2 separate regions of the Mus musculus genome follow, and region 1 is linked to region 2. Evidence: chromatin loops called from intact Hi-C (ENCODE). Cell type or tissue: left cerebral cortex. All regions are shown on one strand. Each heading gives the region's core, and the rest is flanking DNA. Links, peaks and the distances in the headings are about the cores only. Region 1 has its middle 310 kb from the start of AA545190. Region 2 has its middle 67 kb from the start of n-TVcac5.

What was found. Peaks named below come from ENCODE experiments on the same cell type or tissue, not always from the same donor. Only the 100,000 strongest peaks of a DNase experiment are listed, where the experiment ranks them.
Region 1: it touches region 2 in a loop (2.5-fold over the local background); 4 of 42 quality-filtered maps call a loop at or near these places.

Annotation. Positions count from the first base shown.
Region 1 is chr6:11,281,119-11,286,511 of GRCm38, reverse strand. No RefSeq gene overlaps it. Among named protein-coding and RNA genes, the nearest start is that of AA545190, 310 kb to the right of the region's middle. In left cerebral cortex, for the core only: a CTCF peak has its summit at 2,262 (motif pointing right); a DNase peak (open chromatin) is centred at 2,281.
Region 2 is chr6:10,165,135-10,170,527 of GRCm38, reverse strand. No RefSeq gene overlaps it. Among named protein-coding and RNA genes, the nearest start is that of n-TVcac5, 67 kb to the right of the region's middle. In left cerebral cortex, for the core only: no CTCF peak of the experiment used is centred there; DNase peaks (open chromatin) are centred at 2,676 and 2,856.

The DNA.
Region 1 (5,393 bases), core at 245-5,244, 1.1 Mb before region 2:
ATATGGAAGTACATTGTAGCTGTCTTCAGACACTCCAGAAGAGGGAGTCAGATCTCCTTACGGATGGTTGTGAGCCACCATGTGGTTGCTGGGATTTGAACTCTGGACCTTCGGAAGAGCAGTCGGGTGCTCTTACCCACTGAGCCATCTCACCAGCCCAATAATAATAAATTTATGAAAATCCTAGGCAAATGGATGGACCTGGAGGGCATCCTCCTGAGTGAGGTAACCCAATCACAAAAGAACTCACATGATATGTACTCACTGATAAGTGGGTATTAGCCCCAAAACTTAGAATACCCAAGATACAAGATACAAAGCACATGAAACTCAAGAAGAACAAAGACCAAAGTGTGGACACTTTGCCCCTTCTTAGAATTGGGAACAAAACACCCATGGAAGGAGTTACAGAGACAAAGTTTGGAGCTGAGACAAAAGGATGGACCATCTAGAGACTACCATATCCAGGGATCCATCCCATAATCAGCCACCAAATTCAGATACCATTGCATACACTAGTAAGATTTTGCTGAAAGGACACAGATATAGCTGTCTCTTATGAGACTATGGTGGGGCCTAGCAAACACAGAAGTGGATGCTCACAGTCAGCTATTGGATGGATCACAGAGCCCACAATGGAGGAGCTAGAGAAAGTATCCAAGGAGCTAAAGGGATCTGCAACCCTATAGGTGGAACAACATTATGAACTAACCAGTACCCCCTGGAGCTTGTGTCTCTAGCTGCATATGTATCAGAAGATGGCCTATTCTGCCATCACTGGAAAGAGAGGCCCATTGGACAGGCAAACTTTTTATGCCTCAGTACAGGGGAACACCAGGGCAAAGAAGTGGGAGTGGGTGGGTAGGGGAGTGGGGCGAGGGTGTGGGGGACTTTTGGGATAGCATTGAAAATGCAAATAAGGAAAATACCCAATAAAAAATTTAAAAATTAGTTTTTTTGCATATTTTAGAATTTGTTTCTGAATTCTCTTGTTTTTAGTCATCAATACGCCTGATTTATTTTATGCCAATACTGTGCATTCTGCTGCAATATGTTTTGTATATCGTGGGAGCAAATAATGAAATAGATATTCCCAGCTTTGCTTTGACTACTTTTCTTGTCTTCAGTGGTCCGTTTTTTAAAAATTGTGTTATATTATTTCTGTGAATAATACCATTGGAACCTTGATAAAGATTGCATTAAGTCTGTATATTTTCTTGGCTGGCAATTCTAATCTTTAGAAAAATTCAAAGGAAATAAAACTAGTAAGTTGAAGATGCATGCACCTGGACTAGCATGTTCATGGCAGCATGACATACGCAGCCAAGGTTTGGGAACAAACTGAGCATCCAACAAATGAAAGGGGAAAGCAAGTACTACTGTGTGGTCTCTAAAGAGAAGAAAATCTTGTTCTTTTTCACACATGGAAGGACCCGTCCAACATTATGTTAAGGGAAATAATCCAGAGATAGAAACATGCATATTTTAGTATCTCATTTATACATGGACTCTAGAAAAGTTGAACACATAGAAGCCAAGAGAGATGATGGCTACCATGCTCTTAATGGCAAGAGAAAGAATAGGAAATATTTGACTGAGAAGGGGGACAATATTTATTTGAAACATAAACAAATAAAGTAAGTAATTAAAATGTACAAAACAAACAAAAATAAACACAGCATTGTTGTAATGGTTGAAATAACTTCATGGCTGGGCTCCTTAAACTTGACACAAAATATTGAAACTAGAAATAACTTTGAAGAGATATTGGAATTCAGAATTGTCCTTCCTTATAGAGCACCGCATTTGGTCATCTTTTACATTTTCTAATTAAGAATAAAATGACAAAAAATCTTCATTTTAGTATTTGTATATGAACCATCTCTTCTGGAAATATATCGGTCCCATAAACTCTATTTAACAGGACCCTTGCTTTTCTGACTGCTTTGTATCTTCATGTTTATCTCTACAATTGTTCATCTCACAGCAGTTTTCTTCTGTGAAATAACACATCAGTTGTGCTAGTTAGATTAGCTCTGTAACCATCAGTAAACAGAAAGAAATGGGAAAAGATCTTCCTTTCTGCCACAAAAAAGCAAGATTTGACTCCATTTCAAGACCCTAACATATTTTAAAACCAGTGAAATATGACGAATATGCATTAACATAAATAATTCCTTTAATAAAATAAAATTGGTTAACTCAAAAAAGATTAAAAATGCCTAATCCTGAATATCAAGTGCATTGCCGCCTGTGACCAATAGGTGTCAGTGATTCCCAGAAAGTTCTCACAGCTTTCAATTCTCACAAGAACTCTCACATTTATTCTTCACATGTGTTGTATAAAATAGTGTATTCAGCTGATTGATGGACTCCTCTGTTTGCTGCTTTAGAAACAAAATTACTTTATTCAATTGGGCTTAGAATTATATGTATAATGTACATTTATTTATTATTCTGCACCAAAATACACCATACACCAATAACTGATTTCCCTTTTGTTGAAGGAGGTTGAGAAGTAATGATACATTGAACACATTAACTCTTCTAACTCTACATCCCTGTGGATGTTTTAAAGAAATTACTTCAGTTATTTCTGACAGATTTCCATTTGGCTAACACACTGAACTGGATTTTTGTTGTTATTTAGAAGCAGGACACGCCACAACTGTGGCAGTTGGAAATTTCAGAGTAAGATGTATTGACAATACAATGTCTGATGGTCTCACAGTTTGTTCTTCCTTTTTAAAGAAAGGCACTTTCTCTTGTGTACTTTTGCTTGCCCTTGAAAGTATATAAGCATATGTTCATTGATCAATTCATTTTGTTCTAATATGTCCTTTATCAAAGAGAAGATTGCTACAATTGAAATAAAATAATCTGTATTTTTAAGCAAAAGATATATAGAATGAAACAGGGTCATTTGAAAATATGCTTTAGTCAGTGAATCATCACATGTTATCTGACTGCCTTCATGCGGTATTGCAGAGACCGTCAGTGTTATGGATGGTCTTCTGTTCCTCTATACTGGAGTAGAGCTGATGGAAATGAAAGAGAAATGAACCTTCATGTATATTTAGAATAAATATAAAATTACATGGCTGTTTCAGAGAAGAGTCTGGAAGTTTCTTTAAAATTTAAAAAATATCACATGATCCAGCACTCTTGCTACTGGGCACACAACAAAAGCATAGGACATAAGTGTGCTGAAGTTACCTGTGTTTTCTCATATCTGCTGCAGCATCACTGACAACTGACAGTGGATGCATCTGGGGTATCCACTAAGTGACAAATGTTAGAGAATAGGGTAAGTATACAATAGGAATACTATCCAGCCAAAAAGAGAATTAAATCCTGTCATAGGGGACAAGATGGGTGATCTGGAGACATATATGTTACATGAAGGGAGCCAACAGCAGGAAGGCAAGTATCACATGGCCTCATTCAAATCCCCAAACTTAATTCATAGAAGTTAAATGTAGAAGGATAGTGCTTAGCGGGCATGAGGGAGTTACAGGAAGGAAGGGATGAGGGTAGTTGATCAATTTGCATCATGTTACAGTTTGAGACAAGAAAGGATTTTACTGAGTTGCTATTGCATATGAAGGTGATTACAGTGCACTTTATGGCCCTAAAACAAAAGGGAGATTGAACACCCATCAACAGACATAACAGAATGCCAGGAGCTAGGTAGTGATTTTTACCATTACCTAGTATACATATTGATCAGAAATACATGACAACTTATAAGCAAGGGTCATCTCTTTTCTGTATCAGTTAAAATTAAGTTCAAATAAAAAGTACAGTTCTTTGATACCTGAAACAATCTTTATTAGACATTTTTTTTGGAAGGTAATGGTTAGCAGCCTTAAAAAAAATACAACCCAAGGGTGGACTTCTAAAGACACTTAGGAGAAACAGGCTACATATGTTAATTTTCTTTTACAGAGGAGCCAACTCCTTATAAGTAATTACTTGACCCAAATTAACATGGTGACAAGGTTGAAGACCCTAAGTCTATACCTGACAGTAAGGTTGAAAGCTTGATTATATCTATATTAGAGGCGTGCAAACACAGAAACGACAGTAAATTTGTACTCAGGCACGTAAGCTCAAAGGAGAAATTACATTGAAAGAGAATTAAAGAAAAATTATCCATCCTTTGATGTATCAAAAATCTCACAGTGTCAAATCTTTCTCTTTCAAATTATGAATGTGAAGTGATCCAGTTCAGAAGCCTCAGGGGGCAAGTTTATGTTTTAGCTTTCTACAAGATACTTCTTTAGAAAGGCTCATTAAATACCTAGGAAAATGGAAATACACAGTGTATCAAACTATGTCTGATAAACATGTGCTGCTAAACACTGTGCTGACATTAACCAACGTATTGCCACTTATATAACTGTGGTTGAGTTTTTGATGTAACCACCAAGCACTGAATACAGAGCTAGCATGCCTTCCTTGTCCATCTTACCTCAGTCCTCGGCCTGATGTCACCACGTGATTTAACAGAATGTAGAAAAGGAGAATTTACTTTTGTGTCCTTCAGTCTCACTCATCTTAAATAAAAGTGTGTTTCTGAGAATGGGCTGTGTGCACACACAAAGAAATGTGTCCATCAGTGACTGTGTATCTGTGGACATGTGTTTATGTCTGACATAAGTGAATGTATATTTTTGGGGTGTATGTGTGTATGTGTGGTCTAAATATGTATGATTTGTGTATATATATATGAATATGAATATGTATGTATGTGCTATGTGCTTGTATGCTTCAAACAAAGATATTCTAAACACTGAAATCTTCTCATATTCTGTAAAGTCCTAATAAGAAGTTCGTGGGCTCCTGCAGCCTGTCTGTCTCAAACTCTGTGGTATTTGTTACCTCCAAAGGGCATGCAACGTCATTGGTTTGTTCTGCAGCCTGGTGACATGTTGCTAATCCTGGCCTGTGATGCTGCAGAAGGCCATGTCTGAATCTATTGTCCTGCTGAAGCGAAGAGCTGTGTTGATGCTGGTGGCCTGTCTTAACACTGAAAGCCATGCAATGTCTGTGGTCAGGGCTGCAGCTTAAAGCCATGTTGATATCTGTTGGCTGTGCTGCCACCAAAGGCCATATTGATGTGTGTGTGTCCTATACTACCTACCACCTGAGGACATGTTTTGAGAGTATCCATAGCTCATGTAGTGGCATAGAGCCATGCTGATGTGGGTGGTCTGAGCTTGCTGACATGTGCTGATACCAAAACCCATGTGTAATTCTGATTCATGTTTCTGCTGACTGAAAAGGGCAAGGAAGCTCTTTTTTGCATGGTCCTGATGTCTGTACACTCACAATTGTGAAAAAGGGATAGAAGACTTCTGTGACAATCCCTTTTCCATCCATCACTTGAT
Region 2 (5,393 bases), core at 153-5,152:
ATTTGGAGTTTTCGGTGGGGAAACCAAGAAAGAGGATGACATTTGAAATGTAAATAAAGGAAATATCTATTAAAAAAGAAAGAAAGAGAGAGAGGGAGGGAGGGAAGGAAGGAGAGAGGGAGGGAGGGAGGGAGGAAGGAAGGGAGGAAGAGAGGGAGGGAGGGAAGGAAAGAGAGAGGGAGGGAGGGAGGGAGGAAGGAAGGGAGGAAGGAAGGAAGGAAGGGAGGAAGGAAGGAAGAAAGGAAGGAAGAAATTTGTCCTTGAAGCTTGTTTCTGATATCAGCACTGTTCATAAAACTTGCTGCTGATTTTTCACCATGTATTCAAGTTAATCTGTTTCCTTGGTATATGTTTAATACCTTGTTCATATCTTGATTTAGTCATTAGTTCATGTTGGTAGTTCACTTGTTAGTTGGGGAGGGTACACTGTGGAAGATTAAGATGAAGCAAACTTTATCATATCTGATTTTCCATCACATGTAAAATTTTAATAGAATTTTATTAAGAGTTAAAGTGATAGAAGGCCTTGTGCTCCGTCCAATGGATGACTGTGAGCATCCACTTCTGCATTTGCCAGTCACTGGCAGAGTATCACAGGAGACAGCCATGTCAGGCTCCTGTCAGCAAACTCTTGTTGGCATCTGCAATAGTGTCTGAGTTTGGTGGTTGTTTATGAAATGGATCCCCAGGTGGGGCAGTATAGGGATCTAAACAACCCATCAAAGAAAACACATGGTGGGACTTGTGTCTTCAGCTGCATGTGTAGCAGAGGATGGCCTAGTTGGACATCAATAGGAGAAGAGGCCCTTGGTCTTGTGAAGGTCCTATGCCCCAATACAGGGGAGTGCCAGGGCCAGGAAGCAGAATTGAGTGGGTTGGGGAGCAGGGGGAGGTGGAAGGGAATAGGGGATTTTCAGAGAACAAACTAGGGAAGGGGATAACATTTGAAATGTAAATAAAGAAAATATCTAATAAAAAAGTGATAGAGGGCTCTATTTTGCAAATACTCTTGTAGATAAATAGATCAAAAAGGAATCTTCTGCAATTAAATTAGAAACAAAGTGTGGAGCAGAGTCTTAAGGAAAGGCCATTGCTCCACCTGGGAATCCATTCCATATACAGTTACCAAACCCAGACACTATTGAGGATGCCAACAAGTGCTTGCAGGCAGGAGCCTGATATAGCTGTCTCCTGAGGGGATCTGTCAGTGCTGGACAAATACAGAAGTGGATGCCCACAGCCAAACATTGGACTGAGCACAGGATCCCCAATGGAGGAACTAGAGAAAGGACCCAAGGAGCTGAAGGGGTTTGTAGCCCCATAGGAGGAAGAACAATATGAACCAACCAGAACCCCCAGAATTCCCAGGGAATAAACTACCAACCAAAGAGTACACATGGAGGAACCCATGGCACTAGCTGCATATGTATCAGAGGATGGTCTTGTCAGACATCAATGAGAGAAGAGGCCCTTGGTCCTGTGAAGGCTTGATGACCCAGTGTAAGGGAATGCCAGGACAGGGAAACGGGAGTGGGTTGGTTGGTGAGCAGGGGGAGGGGAATGGGATAGGATGATTTCAGATCAGAAAGGAGGAAAGGGGATAACATTTGAAATGTAAGTAAAGAAAATATCTAATTAAAGAGAAAGAAAAGGAAAGAGAAGAAAAGGAAAGAAAAGAAAAGAAAAAAGAAAAGAAAAGAGAAAAGAAGAGAAAGGAAAAGAGGAAAGGAAGACCTTTAACTTAAAAAAAAAAGAGCTCTAATAAGAGAACACAAATGTCAGAGATTTAAAAAATACACTTAAATAATAACCCACCTGAAAGCCTAAAAACCTATGGTGAAATCAACTTTTCATATAGTGTTTAGAACCTCATTCACCAGGCAATTAACCCCAATTTACCTGTGGATTAGACTAGATATTAGAGCATATATTACATCAAACTCATTCAATGACCAGAAAGAGAAGTGTGACTAGTCTCTTCTAGTTACTTATTTTCACATCCAATTTTTCAGAAAAAAAATGTGACTGGATCTATATCTAGGTAGGACTTTTTACTATAGACTAATGTCATGGCTAGTATGATGGTCAAATAACAATTATCCTCCAAAGTCCAATCTGTTTGAACACCTGGTCACCAGTTTGTGGCATCGCTTGGAGGGATTTGGGGATTTTTAGGAGTTTTGGCAAAAAGTATGTCACTCAAAGAAGGCTTTGAGAGCTTGGAGACTTACGACTTTCTCAGGATGCTCTCTGCTTTCTGAGAGCAGTTGAGACATGATCACCAACTTTCCTGCTCTGGTTGTCTACTGCCACTTTTCACCTACATTGATGCACTCTCTCAGAAACATGGTATTTTATCTCAACTACATTAATACAACTAATTCAGACAGAAAATGAAGGAATGAAGAAACATTAAATGCATTGAATGAATGAAAATGTGGCATTGACATGAAATATATCATGTGACTAAGGATATTCCAAACTATAATCATATATATATATATACTTATGGGTAATTGGACTTGGTATGAATTCTAAAAGAACTTCTGGAAAAAGAGACATTTCCATAATTGCATCCTGCAACATGAGATGGAAATGGATAAATCTGGATCTTAATTTTCATGACACACAAGAAGTTGCTCAAAATATATCTTGTGCTTAAATGCAAAGTCTAAGCTGTGAGAATTCTTAACATAAGAATTTCGAATGGCCAAGAAACACTTAAAAAAATGTTCAACATCCTTGGTCACCAGAGAAATGCAAATCAAAACAACCCTGAGATTCTACCTTATACCAATCAGAATAGCTAAGATCAAAACAACAGCAACAGTGAATGCTGGCAAGGAAATGAAGAAAAGGAAATACTCTGCCTTGGCTGATGGGATTTCAAGCTGGCACAATCACTCTGGAAACCAATCTGGTGGTTCCTTAGAAAACTGGAAATGGTTCTACCTGAAAACCCAGCTATAGCACTCCGGAGCATGTACCCAAAAGATGTTCTACGAAACCACAAGTATAAGTGCTCCACTATGTTCATACCATTCTTATTTGGACTAGCAAGCAACTGGAAGTAGCTCAGCTATCTCTTGGCTGAAAAATGAATACAGAAAATATGGTTAAATTAAATTGTCATTAAATGTGGTTAAACACAATGGAATACTATTCAGCTATTAAAAACCAAGACATCATGACTTTTGCATGCAAATGAACAGAACCAGAATCTATCATCCTGAGTGAAGTAACCCAAACCCAAAAGGACATGCATGGTATGTATACACTGATAAGCAGATATTAGTCAGAAAGCACAGAATACCCATGATACACCCAACAGATAGTAAGACGTTAGGATGCTTCAATCCCATTTAGAAGAGGGAACAAAATGATCATGTGAGGCAGATGATGGAGGGACCTGAGTGGGATTGTTGAGGGGCAATGGGGGGATCAGGACCAGATATGGGGAGATGACAAGAGAGAGAAGTCCAGAGGGCCTAAAGAATGAATGAAAATATGAAGCTGCTAGGGCTTGGGTGGAGGTGTGGGGGACCGCTAAAAAGTCTCAAACACATGGAATATGAGAAGCAGTGAGGACTAAGTGTTGATGACCTTAGCTGAAATACTCCACAGTGAGGAAATGGAACCTGAAGAGCCAACCTCTAGAAGATAGACAGGGCCTCCAGTGGAGGGATGAGGACACCAACTCACCTTCGAATTTTTGACCCATAATTGTTCCTGTCTAAAAGAAATCCAGTAATACAAATGCAGCAGAGATTTAAGGAATAGATGACCAGTGTGACCTGCCCAACATGGGGATACATCCCATGGGCAGGCACGAAACCCTGACACTATTATTGATGCTATGTTTTTCTTGGAGATAGGAGCTTAGTATGACTATCTTCTGAGAGTTTCTACCAGTAGATTTTTACAGATGCAAATACTTACAGTCAACCATTGAACAGCAGTTCAGGACCCCAATGGAAGAGTTAGGGGAAGGACTGAAGGAGCTGAAGGGATTGGCAACACAATATGAAGACCAATATTTTCAACTAACCTGGACACTTGTCATCTCCCAGAAACTAAGCCACCAACCAAAGATCATACATGGGCAGGTCTGAGGCCCTTGGCACATAATTAGCAGGGAACTGACTGCCTTGTCTGATCCCAGTGAATAGGTCTAATCCTGTACAGACTTGATGCCCCAAAGAAGAGGGATGCAAGGGGCAGAGGGGAAACCTCTCAGAGGCCAAGTAGAGGGACAATGGGCTGAAAAACTCTGGGGAGAGGGGTGAACAGAAGGGGGTAGTTATTAAATAAAATAATTAACTTTAAAAACAAGAAAATATAAAAGGAAAGATAAACTTAAGTATTTATAGCTTTGGGTTGTGAAATATCTTCTTACCTTGAGTATCTAAAAGAAGTTGCCCTTCATATAAAACAACAAATTTACAATATCTTTTGACTGTCAACTATGTTGATGTTTTCCCTTACTCACTCCTTCCTTCATCCCTCCCTCCCTCCCTCCCTCCCTCCCTCTCTCCCTCCCTCCCTCCCTCTCTCCCTCCCTCCCTCCCTCCCTCCCTCCCTCCTTTCCTTCCTTCCTTCCTTCCTTCCTTCCTTCCTTCCTTCCTTCCTTCCTCCCTTCCTTCCTTCCCTCCTTTCTTCCTTCCTTTCATCACTTCCTTTCTTGTCAACTATAGACATTGTTTAAATCATTAGATCATATGTAAAAGCAAAGTAATTATAAATCCATACAATACACACACTCCTCAGAAGGAATAAAAGAAATTTGTCTAATACCACAAATTGTTACTCTTAAATTATGATTTTTCATGTATATAGCAGGTCACTTATTTGCCATGAGACTCATGTAAAGGGCAGAATACAATCTTAGATGTTGGTACTTACATTTCAATGAGTCAGAATTATGGAGAGGCTCTTGTTTATCTCAACACATGCCAGCCTATGTGGCCTACAATTTTCTTCTTCCATCTCAGCATAGGCACACTAAAATTACAGGTTTATACTACCAAATCTTGCTTTATTTGTCTTATTGTGATCTGTAGTCATGGTATTCTGCTTCTGAGGCAAATACTTTCTTCACTAAGCCATCTTATTAAGATTGGGTGTCATATATTACTGTAGGGAGAACACAAAATATTTAGAGTTTAGATCTGAATTCCTTTTAATCAAAGAAATCTGATATCTCTTTAAATTTTTCTTTCAAGATGCAACGGATGCTTTTGGATCATCTTACCTACTGGGAATTAGAAATTAAAGTGATCTAACTTGTCAATCTAGATATTCTACAGCAGAAGGACTTTTTTTTTTAATGGAACCAAGGGTAAAGTTTGTGTTGGAAGAAAATAAAATACCTCTTTCTGTGTTGAAGTCAGTTG